4 separate regions of the Homo sapiens genome follow, and all the other regions are linked to region 1. The links are chromatin contacts, found by Hi-C or POLR2A ChIA-PET in ENCODE. All regions are on one chromosome and are shown on one strand. Each heading gives the region's core, a stretch centred on a gene start or an enhancer-like site at or near the end of the contact. The rest is flanking DNA. Distances are from core to core; before and after follow the strand shown. Region 1 holds the start of TXNDC5 (thioredoxin domain containing 5). Region 2 holds the start of TFAP2A-AS2 (TFAP2A antisense RNA 2). Region 3 holds the start of SYCP2L (synaptonemal complex protein 2 like). Region 4 overlaps GCNT2 (glucosaminyl (N-acetyl) transferase 2 (I blood group)).

Region 1 (5,754 bases), core at 356-2,855:
CCCAGTTTGAAAGGTACAATTTCTGAACTGGCCATTTTTCTTAGGGTACCTTTTCTCTATGCCTCCCTACATCCCTTTCCCAAGTGAGCCTCTACTGAGCTCTGGGGAAGAATACCAAGTTCTGCAACAAGAACCTGCAGGCTATTCCAACCTCTCAAAGGTCTTGTGTCCTAAAATTATGGCTTTCTGCTCTGGCCTGTGGTCACTTCCCTTCCTCGGGGCATCCCGGCACTGGCAGGAAAGCTGTGCACATGCTTGTGTGAATGACAGGAAGCTCTTCCGTGGGATGAGTGCCAGGGTAGGGTCTCTCAGGTCAGCAGCGAGGCCCACACCAAAGCCTCGCCCAGAGAACCAAAGCAAGAGGGACCATCTGCTCAACGGAGGGGCTTTTCCGATCTCACACATAACAAGTGACCTGGACCCGAGAGAGCAGCAGGGAGGTGACAGGACAGCCTGGAGTTGAGGACCAGTGGGCTCCGTTCAGAGATTACATCCACCCTGAGCTGCAGGGGGGCGGAGGGGTTCCAGAATTCGCACTACCTTGGTCTTCCCGGGGTAGCTCAGCAACCCTCCTCTGCCCGGACCACTCCTTCCTATCCCACAAAAGACGCACAAAGTGGGAAACCACACCTTCCTGGGTTCTATTTTTCAGTTAAAGCCTCTGGAAGGGGACGTGCCCGCAGTCTGTCCCAGCCGACCCCGGTGGCCGCGGCAGCAGCAAGGCCGCTCTGGTGAGTGCACGTGGCCCACGGGCAGGCCGCGCGTCCGGCCGGCACAGGAAGTTTGGGGCGCTGGGCAGGGACCGCGGGGTGACATTTGGACTCCCGGCTGCCCGAAAGGGCGACGACCCCACCTTCCCCTCCCTCGGTGCCGAGGTGCAAGAGGCGGTTGAATTCAGGAGCGCGGCGCAGGGCGGGCTTTTCCCGGCTGTCCCCTAGGGGTCCGCCCCCTCCTCCCGCACCGCCCCGGCCGCCGAGCGCCACGTCAGCCGCCAGTGCCCGGCCCGCTGAGCTCACGCCTCCCGACCCGGAGCCCCAAGCCCTCGGTCCCCTGCAGTCCCCGGCTCCCGGCCCCGAGCCGCGGCGCCCGCGCCCCCCGCTCCCCGCCAGCCGGAGCCCCGAACCCGCAGGGTCCCCGCGCTCCCGGCCCCGCGCCCCCAGTATTACACCCCGCACCCCTGAGCCCCGAGCCCCGCGCCCGTAGCACGCACGCCGCAGACCAGAGCCGTCGGCGTCCACGTGGCCCCGGGACCCCCCGCCCGCGGCGCCCAAGCGCCCCACGCCCCGCGAAGCGCCAAGTGCGGGGCAGGGCGCCGGCCTGCGCGGCGTTACCAGGGCGCGAAGAACATGACGAAGTGCGCGGCGCTCTGGATCCCGTGCGTGAACATGTCGGCCGTGTACAGGTGCTTGCTGTGCGGGTCCTGTCCGTCCTCGCCGTCTGCCGCGGGGGGCCCGTCCGCCGCCGCCGCCGCCGCCTCCTGGGCCCGGGCGCCCCAGCGCCCGCCGCCGCCATGGCCCAGCAGCAGCAGCAGCAGCGCAGTCAGGGCCGCCGGCCGGGCCAGCAGCGGGAGGAGGCGTCCTGGGCGCGCGGGCATCGCGGCGGGGCTGGGCGCGCTCTCGCCGCGGCCTCCGGTCCCCTCGCAGCGCCCGCCCCGCGCCCCGCCCCGGAGAGGCCGCGCCCCTTCCTCTCCCCGCCCGCCCGCGCCGGCGCGCGACCGCTACCCGCCCGAGCCCCGGCTCCGCGCACCGGCAGGGAAGGGCTGGAGCGAGGGACCGAGTCTGGGAGAGCCTTCCGAGTCCGGCCTCCTGCCTTCCCGCCATGGGACGGCTCGCCCCAATCCCGCGAGGCTCCTGCGCCTCCGCAACCCAGGCCCGCACCCCTTTCCCCAGGGGCCCGCTCTGCTCAGAGCGGCGGTGAACACACGAAGTAACGATGAGGCCAGCGGGAAGCCACGGAGGGGCAGGTCAGCCTCGGCTAATCTCAGCTCACACAAGCACCCCGCGATTTCAGGCCAAAGGAAGGAGAGAGCTGCTGTCAGCAGAATATAGGAAATCGGGCAAAAGACGGTGGGGTTTGCACCTGAATTAGTTAGATTCTTGGCCAGAGCTCAACTGTGATTCTCGACCTGGGCTCAGAGGGGTGATGAAACCCGCTTCCCAAGTGAACCCCTTGCTGGTTACCCCTGCCCGGCCTCAACTCAGGGATGAAGAGGAAAGAAAGTCAAAGCGGCCTCTTCTAGACAAGAAGGCACCTAGCAGGACTGACTGGGGTCCTACTGTGCCCTCATTTATGCCGGTTACTAAAATGAATGACAGCACGCCTGCTATGGCTGAACTCAGCCTGTGGAATGGCCCGAAGGCATCCCTGCCCAGCGACTCATAACTCGCACCTGCACACACACCTTACAGCAGATGGTAATCGAAAGCTCCAGCCCTACCCCGGGGATCTGAAGCTAAATTAGAATCACCGGGTTGCTCTCCGGGATCCTGCCTGCTCTTTGATTATCCTCAATCCAGGAAGCCCCAGGTAGTTAACTCCTGGCTTGGCAACAGGGGACGCGCCCACTGTCTCACCTGTCATTATTCTGCTCCCGCCTTAGGCCCAGCCACTTATGAACCTTTAACCATGGGTTGCCAAACACCAAAACCATCAATCTCCCTCCAAAGTCTGTTCTTCCAGCCACTTAAGCTTGAAACATGGGAGGCATCTTGTATTGCTCGCTCTTTTCCCGTGTGTCTCAAAATTCAACCGCATTTCCTGTAACCATGATTTCCTTCCAGCATTCTCAGTGTTCATACCCTGAACGGAGACTAAGCCTGGCCTATTGCAGTAGCTTTCTAAGAGTCTCTTTCATTCACATGGCTGGAAAATTAATTTTCCTAAAGCCTGCCTTTGACCAAGACAGTTTGCTGCTTAAACTTGGACCAAAACGCCACCACTGTCCCCATGGCCTTGGCCGATGGGGTGAAATAGTCATGCCTGGGGCAGCCATTCAAGGCCTTCCGTGATGTGGTTGCATCATGCTTTGTGTCCCTGTGAAACTCACTCAACACTAGAAATCCAGGGATTCTCTCCAATAACTGTTATTGCCAAACTCTAATCCCTGTGTTCTCCAACACCTCAAACCTCCCAAACCCTTCCACGGTGCTGTTGGGAAATTCCCACAAGCATCGCCATACACTCTTACAGCATCAGTGTCTTTCGTTTTTAACTGAAACACAGTTCTAGGAGCTCTCTCAAGTGTTGGCTGCTCATTCTTTCACACCTGGAGTCCCTCAGAGCCAGGAAGTAAAGCTGATGCCTTCCTGGTTCCCCATTGCTCCTTCCAAATCCTACAAAACCTTCAGTACTCCTTAAATTGATGCCACTGGGCATGGCACCCTCTTCCCTGCCAGTTCCTGTCATTCTTCCACATCACTCTTCCTGGTTCAGTGAAGACTTTGGTTCCTGGCTCACAGTGTTCCTGGCCACCCCTTTCCTGTCTTTCATTCCTGGCATCTTCAGCATCCAGGTGGATGCTCCATCTACCTTTCCCTCAGTAACTCACACCCAAAAGGGAGACCCTAGCACTTGTCATCACCAGCATCTGCACCATCTCCAAAATCTGAAGGCATCCACTCTGCCCAGCACCTCCTCGACTGTTTGCTCAAGAAACCCATTTCTGCAATGCTTCTTTCTCATCATGACCTCTGAGCTACCCACCCCACCATCTTCTACAATCCCCTCGCAGCCCAACAGACTGCTATGTCTTCTCTTGCCTCTTGGCCAAGTTACAGCCCATGGAGTCTCACCCTTCACTTCCTGCCCTGCCACATTCTCCCCACAGATGCTGGTGAGCTTTGTCTCTCTGGGTTCCCTGTGCCTTCAACCAGGTAGCCAGACTCTGCTGGAGAAAAATCGCACAGTCAAGCCGCATGTCTCCTTCACACTGGTAAAAATAAGCCTTAAATTCCTCCTCACCCCTGCCCTAAAACTGACTACCTCTGCCTAGGCAGTGTGCTGCCCCACTCTCTGAGATGCTTCCATACTTCCACTGACACTGCTCCTCCTCTCCTCTCCCCACCCCACCCTGTCAGTCGCCATCCTCTCAGCTGCCAGCTTTATCTCATGTTTCTGAGAAAAATGAAGCCAAAAGCATGAGCTCCCTTATCCCTCCCCCGCCAAATCTACACACCCCTGCACAGGCGCCTTTCCCTCTGCCCACAAAGGAGCAAGTCAGTATATCCCTGCCTAGCAAAGCCCAGTCCTCCAGAATAATGCCCCTCACGGATAACCAGGTCCTAATTCCTGAAACATCTGATTGTTTCTTTATATGGCAGAAGGCTTTGCAGGTGTGATTAAATTAAGGGTCGTGAGCTGGAGAGATTACCCTGGATTATCTCGGTGGGTCCTAAATGTGATCACAAGTGTCCTCATAACAGAGGGGCAGTAGGAAATTTGACTACACAGCCGGAGGCGACGTAACAAAAGCAGAAAGAGATTTGAAGATGTTAAACTGCTGGTTTGGAAGATGAAGGGGCCAAGAGCCAGGAAAAGCAGCTCTAGATGCTGGAAAAAGCAAGGAAATAGACTCCCCCTCAGAGCCTCTGGAGGGACCTGCAGTCCTGTGGACAATTTATAGTCCAGTGCAACTGGTTTTGGACTTCTGACCTCCAAAACTGTAAGAGAATAAACGTACGTGGTTTTATGCCACCAAGAGTGTGGTGTTACAGCAGCCCTAGGAATCTCATATGCCCTCCCTGCTCCCTGCTCAAAGGCTTTGTTCTTCAGCTCCTCTCTTTCTCTCCTGCACAAGTTACTCATCACTCCTTCCTACTGGACCATTTTCATCAGTGTATAAGCAAAAAAAAAAAAAAAATTATCTGTATTTCACTTTCCATTCATCCTTCAGCTCATGCCACTCTGACTCTCAAACCTGCCACACACCAAGTCTTCTCAAAGTCACTGAAGATGTCCACATTGACAAGTCAAATGAACACTTTATGTTCCTCATCTTCCTGGGCTTCTCAGCAGCGTTGGTACAACTGCCATTGGCCCCATCTGCATCCACCGTCCTTTCTGCTTCTCTGATCTACCTCCTACCATCCCCACGTCACTCCTCAGTCTCTTCAACCCAACCTTTGATGTCAGTTTTCAGCGCTCAGCCTCCAACCCACTTTTGTTTCTCTGCATCACTCCCTAGGTGATCTCATCCATAGCCATGGCTTTAACACCATCTATATGCTGCTGCCAAAGTGTACATTTGCAGCCGAGGCCTCTCTCTGAGCTCTCACTATCTACAGGATGCCTCCTCTTGTTTGTCCTGCAGGTGTGCTGAAGCTGACCTTGTGCTTCCCTGCAGCAATCTGCTTGTCCTCCGATTTCCCCTCCTCAGTAAATAGTTCTTCCTCGCTGTTGCACAAACCAGAAACCTGAGTTGCAAACTTTGTCTCAGACTCCTGGCCTCAAGTGATCTGCCTGCCTCAGGCTCCCAGAGTGCTGGGATTACAGGTGTGAGCCACCACCCCCGACCTCTGAGTTGTAAACTTTGTTACCCTTTTTCTTTATTGCAGTGCCTTGATCCCCGCCTCCTACTCGATCTCCCCATCAGCAAGTCCAATCATTGCCATCTCTGAGCCACAGCTCCCACTGACTGATATCTCTCCACTGCTGCCATATCCTTCTCTTCCTGTCTGCTACAGTAGCCTCCTGAATGTTGTTTCCACTCTTAAGTCCTTCCCATCCATCCTTCATCCAGCAGCTAGAATTGAATCG
Region 2 (5,914 bases), core at 161-2,660, 2.5 Mb after region 1:
TCGCCAACTGTTTACGTGCCATGTCACCAGCCTAACTGGAAATGTCAAAAGCTGATATCAGCCCTAAAAGTTTCACTGATTTCAGAGACAATGGAGGCAGTTCTAAACAGATGTCTAAATAGAATCCCATAATCAGAAAGTGGTTAAGATAAATTGTTTAAATAAAACAGCAAATTAATTAATTTCAGATTTTATTCCCTACTCAAGTGCTCTTTAATTGTGTGGATTAGATTATACTCCCCTAGGTAAACAGTCTCCAATATTGGGGATGGGGGAAGGGAAGGAAAAAGCAGAGGGCAAGGAAAAGATCTGTGTCAGTGAAAGACTACAAAGGGAAAGCAAAATGACTGTGCAGGAGGAAGAAAAGACTAGAATGGTTGATGTTAAACCCTTCCAAAAAATGATCTTTATAGGCTTTGTGCGGGATATAGCCACTAGAAAGGAACTGTGGGTCTATCAACACATAAGTAAATGAATAACAGTCAAAACAATGAAGTTCTCAGTATTATTAAAGAAGAGAAGAAACATTATCCGGGTAAGTTCAACACAAGCCCCACAACTCACAACGTGCAGTGGAATCCTAGGGGTAGGAAGCCCACAGCAGGGAGAAAACTGCCCTAAGGGAAGGTGCTTTACCTTGCTGACCCTTATAAAATCTTATCTACTAAATGAATCACTCAAACCTCGCAGGGGTGAGGTAAGAATCCCTGGCTATGTATGTAACAGATGCATTCCTTGGTAGTGACTACACACAATGCACGTAAACATGCTCGCACGCAGCCTGGCACACATCAGGGCCTCAGTAAATTGGGAATCATCATCATATGCAAACGCCTATAGTATGGGGGTCTGGAGATGACAGCGACCGGAAAGCATGGCGTGCGGACTCAAGAGGACAACCATTCTCTTCCTTTAGTTAAAAGCCATTCTATTAAAACCCTATACAAGGCACGACCGGTTACCCTCGGAGACCCTACTCAGAGAGGTAAGGCAAAGCGAGGAGCCTGAGAGGAACTTTTCCTGGGCTTGCAAGGTGTGCGCGAAGAGGGAAAAGGTGGCTGTACGGCGCCCCGCGGCTGCAGTGGCCGGGATTGAGCCCGCGGCGGAGCGAGCTGCGCTTGCGCGAGGAGGAGGGCGGAGCGGAGGACTCCGCGAGCGCGCGGCAGCGAACGAAGCGCGCACCAGAACTCGCTCGCGGGAAAGCAGCGGAGAGCGCAGGCGCGCGCCGCATCGCCCGCTCCCCCGCCCCCAGATCCCGCCCACTTGGCTCTACGCTCTTCTCCCCGCCCCCTTTCCTTTCCCGCGTAGGGAGGGCCGCGGCGCGAGGCCTGTTTGCGTCGCCGCCACCGCCCCGGCGCAAGCGCAGTGGTTCCCCCGGCCGCGGGGCGGGGCGGGCGGGGCCGTGCCGGGCCTCACCTCCGGAGCACTCCGCCCAGCAGCGACGCGTTGAGACACTCGGGTGGTGAGAGCCGCCGCTGCACTTCCGCCACCGTGACCTTGTACTTCGAGGTGGAGCTGAGGAGCGAGAGGCGACCCGGAACTGAACAGAAGACTTCGTTGGGGTTCACCACGCCGCCGAAGAGGTTGTCCTTGTTAATAGGGATGGCGGAGACGGCATTGCTGTTGGACTTGGACAGGGACACGGGGCCTGCGGAGACAGAGGGGAGGCCGCGTGTTGGGCGTCGTGGATCACCCCCAAATCCTGCCCGACCCCGGCCCTCATCCCGGCCAGGGCCGGATCCCAGGCTTTGGGCCACAGTCCCCGCTTTTCCGTCCGGCTCTGAAATTCTGTGGCTCTGCTACTTCCCTTCCTCGGGCTCGAGCCCTTCCCTACCTCACCCGGCGGCCGGGAGGCGGCCCTGCCCTCCCCCAGCCAGCCTGGCCTGCGTTTCTGCCTTGACCCTTTCCCCTTCGCCGTCAAGGGTGCTCTCTAGAGATGGGTGGTGAAATTGGTGACCCCTGAGGCGCTGAGCATCCGAGCGGAGTGGGCCCCAGATGAGGTCCAGGACCACGGGTTCAGGGTGCAGGGGAGGGAATTACATTTGCAAACCGAGAGCAAGTTACTTGTACTTCAGGGGTTTTGCTGGGTGGGGTTTTAGTGTCGGGGAAAAACTGCTTCAAAGACCCATTATTAAAATCAGCCGACAATTTAGATGGCTAAAGCACCCTGTAAACGAGCGTTTTAATTGAGGCACCACGCTGGGAAGTGGTGGATTTTGTTGTCCACACCACACGTCCCGTCTTTTTGATAAATAGGCCCTTTCCTATGTTCAATTTTGAAAACGTCTCAGTTTTGGAGATCCATTCCAAGGCCAGTTTTGAACTGCGGAGTGGGGAGGGAAGAACAGGCCTACAGTGGAATACTAGCAATGTGCCCTTTTGTTAAGTAAATACTTAACAGTCCTCTGCTAAAGCGCCTTTATTGGGAAAGTGGGTATATATACTTCCTAGTTAAAACCATAAGCTCTTTATTGCTGGACTCACCACTGTTAGAAAAAAAAAAAATAGAAGACCTGCAGAAAGTATACTAATGCATTACGTTTCTCAGCACCAGTGTAATTCAGATGCATTCACAACCATTTAAGTACAGTATGCATTGTATTTTAAAATTCCATTTGGAGACATCATATGCACACAATCTCATCACAGTGTTCCTTATGCGTTCTTTAATGGGGATATGCTAGAGGTATAGGGAGGTGGGGGGCTCTAGGTTTTGGATAGATCACTTGTGACATTAATAGCTCTGGGGAGGCTAATAGAGACAATAGGAGTTAAACGAACTCTTGAGAGATTACTAATAAAAGAGCCAATTATCATGTCGACTTGGAAAGAGCATCTCTTAAGATTTATCCCTTGCACATCTAATTTGACGTGACAAAGACTTCACAGATGCAAAAATGAAACTTTAAACTAGCTAACAATATACTGATTGGGGTTAGAAATGAGAACAGTTTTATATAGCATCGTCCTCTGGTGGTGCCTAGAATCCTGAAATGTAACATTGCCACCATAACCAAAAAAAAAGCTGCTACCAAGAGTGAATAGCATTTAATTCAGTAAACTTTATTTCTACTCACTAAACACAATACAGATTACAAATCCATGCAAATCACTTGACACTTTTCTAACAATTTCTCCTCTGAACAAGTATGCTAATATTCCTCCCATCTTCAAGATACTAATTTTAACCAAAAGCTAAAATTTTGTTAACCTAATTCACAAAGTTCTAAGACCCTTAAACAGCTAACAAGAAACTAAATTGAAGAACATGAATGTTTTTTTCCTCTACTAAAGAGTGCTTCTTATCATCTGTTCTTACATTAATGTTAAATTATTTGTACTATTTTAGCATTATACACTTCTTAACCTTCATCCAGGCAATGGATTAAACTATCAAACTGTTTCAAAATTGAAATGCCACTTCCAAATCAGTTCAACTACTGTACATTTTGTGTGTTTGTCCAAATATCATTAAACTAAATTAAATGGTCAAATCATGAGTCAGAACAAAGCTAGCCTGTTGGCATTACCAACATACTGAAGGCTGATTATTTAAGCATTGCTGTTCTGTGCCTATCTATTTGCTAATTCTGAGCCTTTAGGAAATCCTATTTGGAAAAAATAAACACATCTCTGCAAGTTCTTTTAAATAGCACTCTGCCTGTAAGGACATGCTTGGAATGCAGAAGGAAATGGCTTACCTTTCTTAATTACAGTTTGATCTGGGATGTTAATACCCGGGTCTTCTACATGCTGCAACAAAAGGATACACATGGATGTAAGTGTATCATCAAAACAAAAGGAAATGAATATTCCCTGCAAGATGGGAGGAGGGGAAGGTGTAGAATCAAAATTCCCCCTCCCGTATAATGACATTTATATATAAACATCTCATCTTGGCTTATTGGAATTTGGGGCTTTGCAACTCAAGAGGTTTCACTGCACACCCATGGCCAATTTCTCCTCCTCCAGCAAATAATCCATGTTTAAAAGGGGTGGAGATGGGGAATAAAACTTTCTTTGGAAATTAAATCAAGTGTTGGAGCACCTAATCATTCTCAGTCAGTTCAACATTTAGAAATGTACCTAGCTTTAGATTGGCGCCTCAGCGGCTTCTGACTTTAGCAATTCCAGTGTTCAGGCAGCGAAAGCCAGGGAAACACAATAGAAATGACAGGGGCGGGAGTAACAGGAGAGTGTTGGAAAAGAAAAGGTTTAGGTAGTATAATAAAGAGCAAACACACACACCTTTATGGAAAACTCCACATAAATTTTTAGAAAGACTACTGCCTAAGCCTGGGTATGATAGGAATATGAAAATGACCAAAACCAAAAAACCTTTGAGCTTGCTTTCCTGTTGTCCAACAGCAGGTTTGTTGTTAGTGTGGGGTGTTTTTCTTTTTCTTTTCTTTTTTTTTTTTTTTTTTACAGATGGATGGGTATACGTGTGCGCACTAGAGTCAAAACGTGATTAGAAAGTAAAATGAAGTCATGTTTTCTAATGCAGAAACTGACAGGCAATATAATGTCTGGCTGTGTTTACAAATTAGCACCAGGGCTGCTGAGATAGAAGATTTTGCAATCATTACCAAACACAGGCATTACCATTTAAAAAACTATTGCTTCCTTCTCTAGTCTTTGTCCAACAATAATACTGATTCGAACATTTTCCATTCTGTCTTGGATTTATGCTCCTGTTAATTGTGCCTGATCGCAATGATTCCGGGTGGATGGTACTAAGTTGCTTTATTACAGGTTTTATTATACTCAATGCTCTCATTTGTAACTTGCCTAAAGTGCTTCTGGATTTAAGTATAATTAAATTGAGAAATGTTCAGAAATGACTACTGCTGCAGTTCTTGTGTTTTAACTATATGGGGAAATATGATCCCTTTATGCATGCACCCTAAACCCATAAAGTAAATGTAGTGTGGCATAATACTTTTATTTGTGTTATTTCTAGACCTTGTCCATACAGGGAAGACTGTTAAGTTTAAAACCCCACTGAGATATTAATGATTAAATAATTTTCACCATCGATTTGATTTTCTTAAATATTTAGCAGTTATACTTACTAAAGGTTAACTGTTGCAGCAATGGGAAAAAATTGAAAACAACCTTTTTCTTGACCCAAATTCCTTTGAAAGAATTTTTTTCTTAAAAGATGGGGGAGGGAGAGGGAAAAACAGCAACTGGGTTTCCTTGTTTTTGTTTAATCTTTTAGTTAGTTTCTCCTACTGACCAATTTTGCCACAAAGAGTGAGTATACAGGTGTTAAGAATTCACCTTGAAATTTTTGCAAAGTAGAGCAATTCTCATTCACAGTAGTTCCAAAAGCTTGCAACATTATTTTGCAATTCAAATATTTTCAAAGAACAAGCAAGGAAAAGATTCAGAGTGCTTTGGGAAAGGGAACTAAAATAATCATAACTCCCAGTTCATGTTTAAATTGCTCTTATATAAATTAGTGCTCCTCTCACTTCCAAAAAAATGCACTGTTAAGTATCAGTTTCTAAAAACATGTAAGTATGAACACACATATACAGACATACAGTGCTCACTAAACCTTATACTGGATCAAGTGCCCACTTTCCTGCCTTCCATGCAAGGGCTGCTAAACATAACCAACAAATTTCAGTGACTAACTGGGCCAAATGAGAGATGTAATAAATTTTCTATTTTCCTACGGAACTTAAATAATGTTTTAAATTCACCAAGCAAGGAGGTAAGTTCATCTGACCATTTTCCTTACAATCTAATGTAGTAATCATTAAACTGTCAACGGACATACTGCTGCAATATTTGATGCAGTAATTTGAAATAGCATTTTAGTAAAAATCACATCCAGATACATTTCCTCTCCAAAGAAAAGCAGCTTTAACAGAAGCCTTTACAGCTTTAATAAAATTATTGG
Region 3 (6,419 bases), core at 3,352-5,851, 3.0 Mb after region 1:
TTTAGTAGAGACAGGTTTTAGCCATGCGAAACCCTGACCAAGCTGGTCTTGAACTCCTGACGATCTGCCCGCCTGGGCCTCCCAAAGTGCTGGGATTACAGGCGTGAGCAACCGCGACCGGCCTATTTTTTTTCTTTTTTCTAAACGCGTCCAGCTTCCCTGATTTCGGAAAGGGGCTTAGATGGAGGCTTTCCAGCAAAGTCCCCTGAGAGCCAACACTCAATTCCAGGAGAGCATGGGAACCGTGCGTGGGCCCCTCTGCCGTCCGCGTGCGCCCTAGCCTGAATAACCGCGCCCACGCCTCCTAGTTAGGGGTCAGCCCATTTTGGGCCTCCACTGCCGGCTCTTCCCCTAACTATTGTGAGTGTCTCGCAGTCTTGGCTCTGCTGTTTGGGACGTGCCAGGGTGCGCCAAGCCTCCGCGTATGCTCGCGAGCCCAGGCGCCTTCACGCTCCCGGGGACTTCGGAGGGACCTGGCCCTGCAGGAACGGAGTCCTACAAAGTGAACCTGGAGGAGGTGGGGGGCGGAAATGAGCCCGGGGTAGGTGGGAGCCTGGGGTAGGTGGGAGCCTGGGGAAGGAGGGAAAGGGGAGAGGGGAAAAGTCCCAAAGAACTCGCTTTCTCCACTGCTTTGGCTCCCTCTGGGTCTCAGCTTCCTTATCTGTTTATCTGTTAAATAAGAGGTTGTGGTTCGGCGAGCTCTCAGTTGCCACCCACCCGAACACAAATCTTTTTTTTTTTTTTTTTTTTTGAGACGGAGTCTCACTCTGTCTTCCCGGCTGGAGTGCAGTGGCGCAATCTCGGCTCACTGCAACCTCCGCCTCCCAGGTTCAAACGATTCTCCTGCCTCAGCCTCCCGAGTAGCTGGAACTACAGGCGCGCCATCGCGACCAGCTAATTTTGTATTGTTAGTAGAGACAGGGTTTTACCAAGTTGGCCAGGATGGTCTCGATTTTTTGACTTCGTGATCCTCCTGTCTCGGCCTCTCAAAGTGCTGGGATTAAAGGCGTGAGCCACCGCGCCCGGCCCACAACTCTTAAAAAAAAACTTCACTGATATAGTCTTGGAAATATCACGACGAAATTGAATTTACTCCATTACAGTCTTGGGAGGCTTTGGAGGACTAGAGAATCGCGGTGGTGCGGAGGTGCGCAGGACAATGTGGGTTCTCCGGGGCTGGGACGAAACCTTCATCATCTGAGCAGCCGACTCGCCCAGGGCTACTCCGGCACATGGAGACCCTCAGTATATATATATATAAAAAAAACAAAAAACAAAAAACAAACAAAACAAAACAAAACCGATTGAAGTGACTAAAGTCACTCTTTGACTACCCCAAGGCCGGATTCTTGGCGGCCAGGGGAAAGGGCTTCTGGAATTTATTGCCCGCGTCCTTGTTTTGCAGCTGCACGCTTCCATTCCCAGCCCCAGCCAGAGAAGAGGAGCCAACTCCTCACGGCAGATCCCTTGATAGAGGAGGATGAACCGAATCCATGACCCTCCAGACCCGGGAAGCGACGCACCCTAGGCCTTGGCACCGCAAAGCCCGTGCTGAGCGCACGGACGGGTGCTGCCCGGGACTCGGCCAGGAGGGCGCCCATGCCAACGCCTCTTGCAGGATTAGTGCCTTCGGTTGGCAAAAGGCGGATAAAGGAAGAGCGAAACCACATCAGGAAGCTAAGGGTGGTCCACGCTCCCTGTCCTTTTACTTCCCGCGCCAAAGGCACAGTGAGGCTTGCTTAGAAAAGTCCATCCCGCGATTGGGCGCAGTGGCTCATGCCTGTAATCCCAGCACTTTGGGAGGCCGAGACGGGAGGATCGCTTGAGCCCAGGAGTGCAAGACCAGACTGGGCAACATGGCGAAACCCTGTCTCTTCGAAAAAAAAAAAAAAAAAAAAAGCCGGGCATGGTGGCGTGTGCCTGTAGTCCCAGCTACTTGGGAGGCTGAGGCGGGAGGATCGCTTGAATCCAGGAGGCAGTGGTTGCAGTAACCTGAGATAGCGCCGAGCCTGGGCGACAGAACGAGACCCTGTCTCAAAAAAAAAAAAAAAAAAAAGGAAGGAAAGAAAGACAGAAAGAAAGAGAGAGAGAGAGAGGAAGGAAGCAAGGAAGGAGAAAGAAAAGAAAAAGAAAAAAAAAAGAAAAGGAAAGAAGAAAGAAAAAGTATCCCAGTCGGTCAGAGAAGCCTGCCAGTGGCAGCGGACCAGCGAACTCTGTTGGGAAGAAAGGCCAACTTCGAGCAGTTCCTCGCGATTTTTTCCTCCTTTATCTTCTAGCTGGGGTCCTCCTCCCAGTCAAAGCCGAAGGGTCCTAGCAGAAGAAAGTGATTTGTTCATTCCCAGCCTCCTTTCTCCCGAAGTTCTCCCCTCCTAAAAGGTCCTGTCAGTCAAGGTTTCTGATTAAAATCACTCTCAAATGGTCGCCACTGAGGTCTAGCTGGGAACGAAGAGATCTGTCTACTCTTCACCCACGAGTTTCATTCACAGATTTTTCATCTTATTAACTGTCTGCCAAAGGTCCCCGAAACTCCTGTTGATTCAGTTGCTTTTCGTGTTGTTTTGTCTTCCAAAATTGAATGAAAATTTATTGATTATCCATTTTAATTATAGTATTTCATTAAATGTTGTAGTCTAAGATAACTTATCCTTTCAAATGTTCTAAAAATAACTTTAAAATGGTGATTTAAAGTTACCTCTGAAAATGCATAGAAATTAATTTTTGGTCTTATTGCAGTGCTAGAATAGTTCTTGTCTCTGTGCTTTTGGAATGTTCCTAGAGAGACCTGACCCGTCAAAAACATAAATAAATAAAACTTTTTTATGTAAAAGGCAAATCAATTAATTTCTAAAGGGATTCTGGTATCCAAAGAAATGTCATAGAGCCTCTACTATATTTAGTTTGAGAAGAATTAGAGTATGCATTTCAAGTTGCCATAAATTATATTAAGACAAAACATGTTAGTAAAAGAAGCTAATCAAAGTAAAAAAAAAACCAGATAAAAGGTATTTTGCCTATTCTGTTATTTTTAATTTCTCTTAAAGATTTGAATGCATTGCACCATAGACTTTGGAAGGACATGTTTTCCCCCAAAGCCTGAAAATAATAGATGATTAAGTTTTCTATCTAATATTATGAAAACTCTAATTTTTAAATATTCTCTTAAAATTCATTTAAACTGTAGTATTTTGTTTATTGCTTCTTATTATTCATTGTTTCTTTCTTGCCCTGGTATTATATTTGTATTGACTCACAATAGCTTATACTCACAGCTGTTCCTGTCTTGATTACTAGTTTAATATTACAAAAGTCCATTCATTGAAAAGGAAAAAAACTTGCGTTTGAATTTCCTTGGTTTAGATTAAAATAGGTAAATTAATGTAAGAATGTTTACATTATACTTTCCAGGAAATTGATATGACAGGCTTTGACATAAACATTGTTTTGAACGGACTAGAAATGTGTGCAAGTCCTGGGCTAACAGGGGTTCTGGTTTTGTTATGTTTTGCTTTGGTGTAGACAAATATCTTCCGTACATATTATGACTTGAAATACTCACAGGTCTAGTTATAATACAAGTTGATTTTTACACAAAGGATGTTTGGATTGGAGGGGTCTTTTTTTTGTTTTTTGTGGAAAACTCTAGTCCAATTTAATTTTGCCACCGTGTTCACACAACTGGCCACCTATCCGAATCAGCCTAGCCATTGGTACGCATACTTGTCAGGTTAAAGGAAATAGGCAAACAAAGAAACAAAAAAACAAAAACAAAAACAAAACTATTTGCTTTGATTAAAAAAAAAAATTCCCCTTCCTCCCCACCACGGTACTTAAAAAACAACCACCAAACACACTTTGTGTGTGTGTGAAATCAGGAATGTATTAATAATATCGGGTACAAGTCTGGTTACCATAGGAAAGGGTTCGGCTTCTGTCTGCACACATCAATGGACCAAAAACTGCTCCTCTGGCTGTTTTTTTTTTGAGACGGAGTCTCACTCTGTCCCCCAGGCTGGAGTGCAGTGGCGAGATCTCCGCTCACTGCAACCTCCGCCTCCCGGGTTCAAGTGATTCTCCTGCCTCAGCCTCCCCAACAGCTAGGATTACAGGCACGTGCACCGCGCCCGGCTAATTTTTTGTATTTTTAGTAGAGACAAGGTTTCACCATGTTGACCAGACTGGTCTTGAACTCCTGACCTCAAGTGATCCACCAGCCTCGGCCACCCAAAGTGCTGGGATTACAGGCGTGAGCCACCGCGCCTGGCCGCCCCTCTGGCTTTTTAAGGCGGGGCAAAAACTTGGAACAGCTACCACAAAGCGAACGCCTATCTGTTTGGAATTTCGCAAATAAGGAACGTTTAAATGACGTAGTTCACATCCTTTGAGTGCTGGCTTTCTCTTAAAGGGTGAGTGCGTGCGCCCAGGTGGTTTGGCCTGTGTGCGCTAGTTACTTGCACGCGCTTCTTGAGTCTCAAAACACAGAGCTCTAGTAAACTTCAGGGGGCGGATTCGTCAATTACAGTTGCGGAAGAAGACTCGACTCGAAGAGCGGTCCGCCACCAGGGCTCTTTCGGCAGCGCCCCCAGCGGGCGGGGCTCTTGGGCGGGGAAGCAGGAGAGGGCCGACCGAGCGCAACAAAGCTGAGCGGCGCGTCGCTTCAGGAACGAAGAAGCCTCGTTATGCAAGCGGTGAGTGACCCCCGAAGGGCCCGGACCTTCTGTCCACAGTGCTAGGGCGCGCGAGGGCGCGGGGTCCCTGGGGCTCAGGTTCTGCCGCCTTGAGGTGTTCGCTCAGAGACCGGGTGCTGGGCATAGTCCCCCGCCACCTCCTTGGGTTTGCTCGGAGTGTATTGGCAGCCTGCGGGGAGACCAGGCAGAATAGAAACCTCGGATCCCTAGCTAAATAGCGCTCAGGGAAAGGGGAACCGGAGAATTCGTGTTCGGAAAGCAATGAGATAGTTCTTTTCTAGTTGCTTTGCGTATTTTCCTAGCCGGTTTTCCAGCCCTCTTTCCACCTTGCTGCGTAGAAAGTGCAGAAGTGTTAAGCAACCCCAAGTGCTGGGACTTCATTTAACCGAACGACAAAGGACAGCCCCTAAGATAAAGCTACAATTATTACTTATCAATAAATAATAAAAAAAAACACATGAAGTTTGAGCCCACCCAGGGACGCCAAAAACAACAAACAAAAACCACCTGGGGCGTGTTTCTAACATTCTTCTGCCTGGGTTCCTGGTGGTAGAAATTCTGATGTAATTGGTCTACGGTGGGCCGGTAGTTTGTTAGTTTGTTAGTGAGGACGCCAGGTGATTCTGATAGCCAGGGGTAACTGCTTGCCTAGATCCAGGAACTCACTCTTGTTCTCCATAAAATCCATCTGTCATCTGGCGCCATCTTCCCAGCCATGGGGAAACAGATTTGGGACAGAAACCTTTCTAACATCAAGCTACGCTTAAATTCAGAGCACTTAAGCATAACCTCCTCACCCTCTCCATCCCTGTTACATTGAAAGCTGCCATTCACTGAGCCATTTTTATGTGCCCAGGCACTATGCTAAGAACATTACAGACATTCTGTCAGTCAGTCCTCACTCCAATCCTTCCATATAGGTGTTACCATCTTTTTTTTTTTTTTTTTTTTTTTTTTTTTTTTTTTTTTTTTTTTTTTTGAGACGGAGTCTCATTCTGTCGCCCAGGCTGGAGTGCAGTGGCGTGATCTTGGCTCACTGCAACCTCTGCCTCCCGGGTTCAAGCGATTCTCCTACCTCAGCCTCCCGAGTAGCTGAGACTACAGGCGCGCGCCACCACGCCAGGGTAATTTTTGTATTTCTAGTAGAGACGGGGTTTCACCATGTTGGCCAGGATGGTCTCTGTCTCTTGACCTCATGATCTGCCCGCTTCGGCCTCCCAAAGTGCTGGGATTACAGGCGTGAGCCACAGCGCCCGGCTATCATCATGTTTTTTAAATGAGGAGACTGAATCTCAGAGAATCTAACGATCTTTTCTGCCTAAACCATCCCACTTTCTGATTTTCCTGTCAGGTTCCTACCCACAAAAGCTGCCACATGATCTTCACAGAAGGGGGATACCTTTCTGTGTACTAGAGTGGCTCCAGAAATTCCAGAAACAGGAAGCATTTCTTTGGAATTTGCAAAGTACTGACCACCAAGGCCAGAGAAGGTTGAAAGGAGGTAGAAATAAAAATAAGCAGAGCATCTCTGCATACGAATTGAACTGAAGGAGAGATAGGGCCGTGTCTATAGAGAAAAGAGGTAAAGAAGCTTAACATAAAGGCTCCCGGGAATATTTTCTTTGGGATGGGAAGTATTTCCCACTAATTCAGAATTTGTTGACAAAACTTAGAAATTATAGATACGTAGCATAGTGTTTATTTGATGTCAGTTTATGCTATGAATTAACACCC
Region 4 (5,649 bases), core at 2,841-5,340, 2.6 Mb after region 1:
AAACTCAGGCTGTTGAACACAATGATTAACAGGAAGCAGGGGAGGGGACATAGTTACTAGACTCTGGCCGGGACAAGAGGCTGAGGTTAAGGTCTTAGAGCCGATGACTTGCAGAATGGTCACCTCACCCACTTGTAATTTCATGGTGGGAACAGGTGGACCCCCTGGAATCAGAACCTCTCTGAGGACATCTGTTTTTGTGTAGACACAGGTTGCAGGTTAGCAGGAGAACAGGCAAGCCAAATGCAAAGGAGCCACTTCAGAAATGTGTCACAGAAAAGTGAAAATGCAACCTAGTGGTAAGTGAAGAGGGGAAGAAGAAAGAAAAAGGACCAGAACCGTGAACTGAAGGGACAGGGAACAGCCAGACGAGAGCTTCAGCCATCACGAGGATGATTTCGGAACCTGGAGAAAATGTAAGTTAAATATATCTACACTCTGATCCTATCTCAAGAGAGAGATATTTTACTCATTTCCTGGTTGTGAATGATGGGCTCTTGGAAGCACTGTCTTTTTAGCGCGTCTCTTATCTCTGCCCTGATTTTTGTATTTGTTTACAATACTGAGTTATGGGAGAATAAACGTTTTCTGAGGGCAGCTCTGTCCAATGCTTCACTGTTAGCAGAAGCCTGTCATCAGATTTTTGAGGGGAAAGTTTTTTACCCAACAGAAAATGCATTGAAAACTACCCTTGATGAAGCTACCTGCTATGAGTACATGGTTCGAAGCCACTATGTAACAGAAACACTCTCTGAAGAAGAGGCTGGGTTCCCTTTAGCTTACACAGTGACCATCCACAAAGACTTCGGCACTTTTGAGAGGCTCTTCAGGGCGATTTATATGCCCCAAAATGTCTACTGTGTGCACCTGGATCAGAAGGCGACGGATGCCTTTAAAGGTGCAGTGAAACAGTTACTCAGCTGCTTCCCAAATGCTTTTCTGGCTTCCAAGAAGGAGTCGGTTGTCTATGGGGGGATCTCCAGGCTCCAGGCTGACCTGAACTGCCTGGAAGACCTTGTGGCCTCTGAAGTTCCCTGGAAGTATGTCATCAACACCTGCGGGCAAGACTTTCCCCTGAAAACCAACAGGGAAATAGTTCAGTATCTGAAGGGATTTAAAGGGAAAAATATCACCCCCGGAGTGCTGCCTCCTGACCACGCTGTTGGACGGACTAAATACGTCCACCAAGAACTGTTAAACCACAAAAATTCCTACGTGATTAAAACAACAAAATTAAAAACTCCTCCTCCTCATGACATGGTGATTTACTTTGGCACGGCCTACGTGGCTCTCACAAGGGACTTTGCTAACTTCGTCCTCCAAGACCAGCTCGCACTTGACTTACTCTCCTGGTCCAAGGACACCTACAGCCCCGACGAACATTTCTGGGTGACACTCAACAGGATTCCCGGTATGTACGTCTCTTAACTTTTATTTTTACGAATAAACACTGCATGGTCAATACTAAATAAGTTGCTTTGAAAAGAGTGGAAAAAATGGGACAAACTTCTTTACGGTTTTAAATGTCAAATTAAAAAAAAAATTTCATCTGTAAAATGGTAAAATGGAGATGTGTTATATCACCCACTCTTGTGAACCGCTCTGTTCACAGGACAAAAGACCGAAGGAACACTGGCCATATAAATAAAAACGTGACCGAGCACAGTGGCTCAAGCCTGTAATCACAGCACTTTGGGAGGCGGAGGCAGGTGGATCACTTGAGGTCAGGAGTTTGAGAGCAGCCTGACCAACATGGTGAAAACCTGTATCTACTAAAAATACTAAAAAAATTAGCCAGGCGTGGTGGTGCATGCCTGCAATCCCAGCTACTGGAGAGGCTGAGGCAGGAGAATCGCTTGAACCCAAGGGGCGGAGGTTGCAATGAGCCAAGATTGTGCCACTGCACTCCAGCCTGGGTGACAGATCGAGACTCCATCTCTAAATAAATAAATAAATAAAATGTAAACCTTATTCTCCTTTAAGCGCAACGCATTTAAAATCAGGAATATGTATTATAAATAAAATTTGAATGACAATTTGAAGATTTCATAATATTTTTGTCTCTGTTGAAGCTCCCATCCTTTTGAAATGGGAGCAAGATACAACTTTCAAATTTTTTATTTGCAAGCTCTTTTCTGGTCTTGAATCAAAAATCTAAAGCATGGCCAGGCATGGTGGCTCACGCCTGTAATCCCAGCGCTTTGGAAGGCTGAGGCAGGAGGATCTCTTGAAGCCAGGAGTTTGAGACCAGCCTGGGCAACATAGTGAGACACTGTCTCTATTTTTTTTCAAGAAGTTAAAACAAACAAACAAACAAAAAAACCTTATTGCACCTTAAAGATTTCTAGGCTGAGCGCAGTGGCTCACACCTGTAATCCCAGCACTTTGGGAGGCTGAAGTGGGCGGATCACAAGGTCAGGAGTTCGAGACCAGCCTGGCCAACATGGTGAAACCCCGTCTCTACTAAAAATACCAAAAATTAGCCAGGCGTGGTGGCGCATGCCTGTAATCCCAGCTTCTCAGAAGGCTGAGGCAGTAGAATCGCTTGAACCCAGGAGGCGGAGGTTGCAGTGAGCCAAGATCACGTCATCGCACTCCAGCGGAGACTCTGTCTCAAAAAAAAAAAAAAAAAGATTTCTAGACTAGTACCTCCATTTTATAGATGAAGAAACTTCAATGTGATTACATGATGTGCTCAAATCCCACAGCTAGTAAGCAAATGCACCAATTATAAACCAGGTCTCCTAAGCCTGATGTTCTTTTTAGGTTGACTTTCAATAAGGTCTCAATTGTTGCTAAATCAATTCCATCTCTCCTTTGGTCCAAGTTCCAAATGATTTTTGAATAATCTCAAGTTGTTTATAGTGAACCAATTTAGTCCTGCTAGTTCAATTCAAAATAAGAATTCATATTTGCAGTTCAAAGGAAAAAGTAACTGGAACCTGTATGAAGATCACAGTCCTGGTTTCTTTGGATTGCTGGTTCAACCCTGGATGCACATTACGATCATCTGGGGCTTCTAAAAATAACTAAGCCAGGGCCTGTTTCCCTCCTTGGGGCAAGACCTAACTATTGATATTTGTACAGCTTCCAAGTGATTCTCATGTACAGCCAGGGGTGTAAACCATTGCAGGTGCTTGTTTTAGATATTGGCATACAAAGCTTCATAGGCTTAGAATTCTCTTTAAGTCTGTGATTTTCTCAGAGCCAGAAGGGGAAGTATAGTGATCAAAAGAAATTAGGGCTCAGGAAAGTCTGGTGGGGAAAGCACAGAGCTGTTTAAATAGAATTGTAGTGTCCAGAGTAAGGGAAGTGAAAGCCTCACTTCTCTCCCATGTGCTTGGAGTAGGATGTAGACTCTTCAGGTCTGGCCACCCTACTATACGGGGAGACATTGACACAGCAGTTCCAAAGAGAGCAGCCAGGGAGGTAAAAAGGCCAATCCCCACTTTTTTTTTTTTTTTTTTTTAGAGAAGACCAAGACAAAGAAAAAGGATAATTGATTTGGAAAAGACTTGAAGAGGGATCGGTGTCTTTACCTAATTAAAAGATTTGCTCAGGAAAGAGAAATTAGACCAACTCTGTCGTTTTGGAAGTAGAATCTAGGGCCAGCGGGTGGGAGATGAGAACACATGGAGCTGGGAATAAAACGGGCAGCTTCCTCAATGGTGAGCAAAGCCAAGGGAAGCAGGGCTGGGGAAGTGCTGCTGAGGAAACCTCAAGGATTGGACCGGATGGCCTCCGAGTCCCTTCCCACTCTCAGAGTCTGTGATCCTAATCAGGGGACTCAACAGAAACTTAAGGGAAACCCCCTGACTTCTCGACTCGATGTATCTATTGGAGCTGGATTTTTACACCCCGTGTTAGCAGTAACAGATTGGCAAAGCAATAGAAAACAAATGCACCAATTCATGTTTTTCAGAAACTTAACAAAAGTTAGCCCCTGAAGTCATTTCTGTGTTATGTGTGTGGAGGAACACTGCCGGAGGACCCTGACCAGCTCTGCCAACTCTTTTTTTTCTTTTTTTGGATCTCACTCTGTCATCCAGGCTGGAGTGCAGTGGCACAATCACGGCTCACGGCCTCAACCTCCCAAAGTGCTGGGATTACAGGTGTGAGCCACACAGCACCCAGCCCGTGCTGGTCTTGACCTCCCAGGCTCAAGCCTTCCAAGAGGCTGGGACTACAGGCATGTGCCCCCATGCCTGGCTAACTTTAACTTTTGTAGAGACGAGGTCCTGCTGTGTTGCCAGTGCTGGTCTTGAACTCCTGGGCCCAAGCGATCCTCCTGCCTCAGCCTCGTGAGCCACCACATCGGGCAAGCCCTGCCAACTCTTTCCTGACCTGAGGCAGGGCTGAATGTAGGAGGTTAGGGAATTAGAAACCTAAGGGTTGTCTTGTTTAATTATTATTCCGGCTATGTGGAGATCTGAGCCATTTTCCGTTGTAAGGGTCCTTCTGGTTGATGTGTATATGTTGTGGTTTTTGCTTTTTTTTTTTTTTTTTTTTGGCAGGTGTGCGAGGGACATTTTGAGATTGTTCCAATTCATTGTCATGATTGAGGGATTATGATTAGGATTCTGTAAAGTAACTAGTCCAGGCCAGGTGTGGTGGCTCACGCCTGTAATCCCAGCACTTTGGGAGGCTGAGCTGGGTGGATCGCCTGAAGTCAGGAGTTCAAGACCAGCCTGGCCAACATGGTGAAACCTATCTCTACTAAAAATACAAAAATTAGCCGGGTGTGGTGGCACGTGCCTGTAATCCCAGCTACTCGGGAGGCTGAAGCAGGAGAATCACTTCAGCCTGGGAGGCGGAGGTTGCAGTGAGCCAAGATCCTGCCACTGCACTCGCGTCTGGGCGACAGAGTGAGACTCCATCTCAGAAATAAAAATTTAAAAAAAAATTAGTCCAGAAAAACATCTCACAGCTGAAGTGGTCTCATGGGAAGGGAGAACAGCACTGCCCAATAGGAATGCTATAATGGGAGCCATAGATCTAAAATCAAATTTTAGATTTTCCAGGAGCCACATTAAAAGAAGTAAAAAGAAGCAGATAATATGAATTTAAAGAATGTATTTTATGCCAGGTGTGGTGGCTCTCGCCTGTAATCCCAGCACTTTGGGGAGCCGAGGTGGGCGGATCACTTGAGGTCAGGAGTTTGAGACCAGCCTGGCCAACATGGTGAAACCCCAACTCTACTAAAAATACAAAAAACTAGCCAGGCGTGGTAGCTTGTGCCTGTAACCCCAGCTACTCGGGAGACTGAAGCAGGAGAATCGCTTCAGCGATTTAGGAGAACCAGGAGGCAGAGGTTGTGGTGAGTTGAGATCATGCCACTGTACTCCAGCCTGGGTGACAGAGCAAGACTCTGTCTCAAAAAAAAAAAAAAAAAAAAAAAAAAGAATGTATTTTATTTAACTCAGTTTGAAACATCACTTTTACTTGTGGCCTGTGGCTGCGACCACAGGCAGGGGAGGTGGACCACGCATCCTCATTGCTGGTGCAGTGGTCAGGCTCTGCCGCCCTAGCAGCACCGAGACGTTGGCCGTCCTCATGTCGCAGAGTCTCCACCTCTGCTGGTTTTGCTTTGCCTGCTTCTACTTTATTTGAAATTCTTGCCTGTGCTTCAGCACTTCCCCTGGTTTATGG

What was found. Hi-C counts contacts between places; a loop is a spot of excess contacts on that map. ChIA-PET counts read pairs that join two places held with the same protein, here RNA polymerase II (POLR2A). Pooled maps may share reads with other maps.
Region 2: a loop to region 1 is called in a map of CD8-positive, alpha-beta T cell, with 4 times the contacts of the local background. The contact joins the promoter of TFAP2A-AS2 here to the promoter of TXNDC5 in region 1. A Hi-C loop is called at or near these places in 2 of 168 maps with a recorded cell type or tissue (CD4-positive, alpha-beta T cell and CD8-positive, alpha-beta T cell) and 12 of 50 pooled maps. POLR2A ChIA-PET finds 5 or more read pairs at or near these places in 1 of 52 experiments (activated CD4-positive, alpha-beta T cell).
Region 3: a loop to region 1 is called in a map of K562, with 3 times the contacts of the local background. The contact joins the promoter of SYCP2L here to the promoter of TXNDC5 in region 1. A Hi-C loop is called at or near these places in 1 of 168 maps with a recorded cell type or tissue (K562). POLR2A ChIA-PET finds 5 or more read pairs at or near these places in 1 of 52 experiments (naive thymus-derived CD4-positive, alpha-beta T cell).
Region 4: a loop to region 1 is called in a map of OCI-LY7, with 13 times the contacts of the local background. The contact joins the enhancer-like site here to the promoter of TXNDC5 in region 1. A Hi-C loop is called at or near these places in 1 of 168 maps with a recorded cell type or tissue (OCI-LY7), 1 of 37 single-sample maps with no recorded cell type and 7 of 50 pooled maps. POLR2A ChIA-PET finds 5 or more read pairs at or near these places in 1 of 52 experiments (activated B cell).

Annotation. Positions count from the first base shown.
Region 1 is chr6:7,909,183-7,914,936 of GRCh38, forward strand. TXNDC5 (thioredoxin domain containing 5) reads right to left here and starts at 1,606. Exons shown (of 10, transcript NM_030810.5): 1 at 1,332-1,606. The coding sequence starts at 1,594. All of the region lies in intron 4 of BLOC1S5-TXNDC5 (BLOC1S5-TXNDC5 readthrough (NMD candidate)), which reads right to left. RefSeq lists silencers at 681-770, 971-1,090, 1,461-1,890 and an enhancer at 3,731-3,880.
Region 2 is chr6:10,403,092-10,409,005 of GRCh38, forward strand. It overlaps TFAP2A-AS2 (TFAP2A antisense RNA 2), which reads left to right and starts at 1,411. Exons shown (of 1, transcript NR_145448.1): 1 at 1,411-4,836. It overlaps TFAP2A (transcription factor AP-2 alpha), which reads right to left. Exons shown (of 7, transcript NM_001372066.1): 3 at 3,702-3,753; 4 at 1,417-1,648. RefSeq lists enhancers at 1-1,152, 1,065-1,359, 1,155-1,772, 1,583-1,692 and a silencer at 1,073-1,452.
Region 3 is chr6:10,882,451-10,888,869 of GRCh38, forward strand. SYCP2L (synaptonemal complex protein 2 like) reads left to right here and starts at 4,602. Exons shown (of 30, transcript NM_001040274.3): 1 at 4,602-4,685. The coding sequence starts at 4,677. RefSeq lists an enhancer at 3,769-4,537.
Region 4 is chr6:10,528,426-10,534,074 of GRCh38, forward strand. It overlaps GCNT2 (glucosaminyl (N-acetyl) transferase 2 (I blood group)), which reads left to right. Exons shown (of 5, transcript NM_145649.5): 3 at 206-1,411. The coding sequence starts at 487. Among named protein-coding and RNA genes, the nearest start is that of GCNT2, 9.9 kb to the left of the region's middle. RefSeq lists an enhancer at 5,577-5,649. Within about 2 kb of position 4,091, at least 6 of the 41 ENCODE cell types and tissues checked have a DNase peak (open chromatin) inside an H3K27ac peak, as active enhancers do; they include OCI-LY7, where a contact is called at or near this core.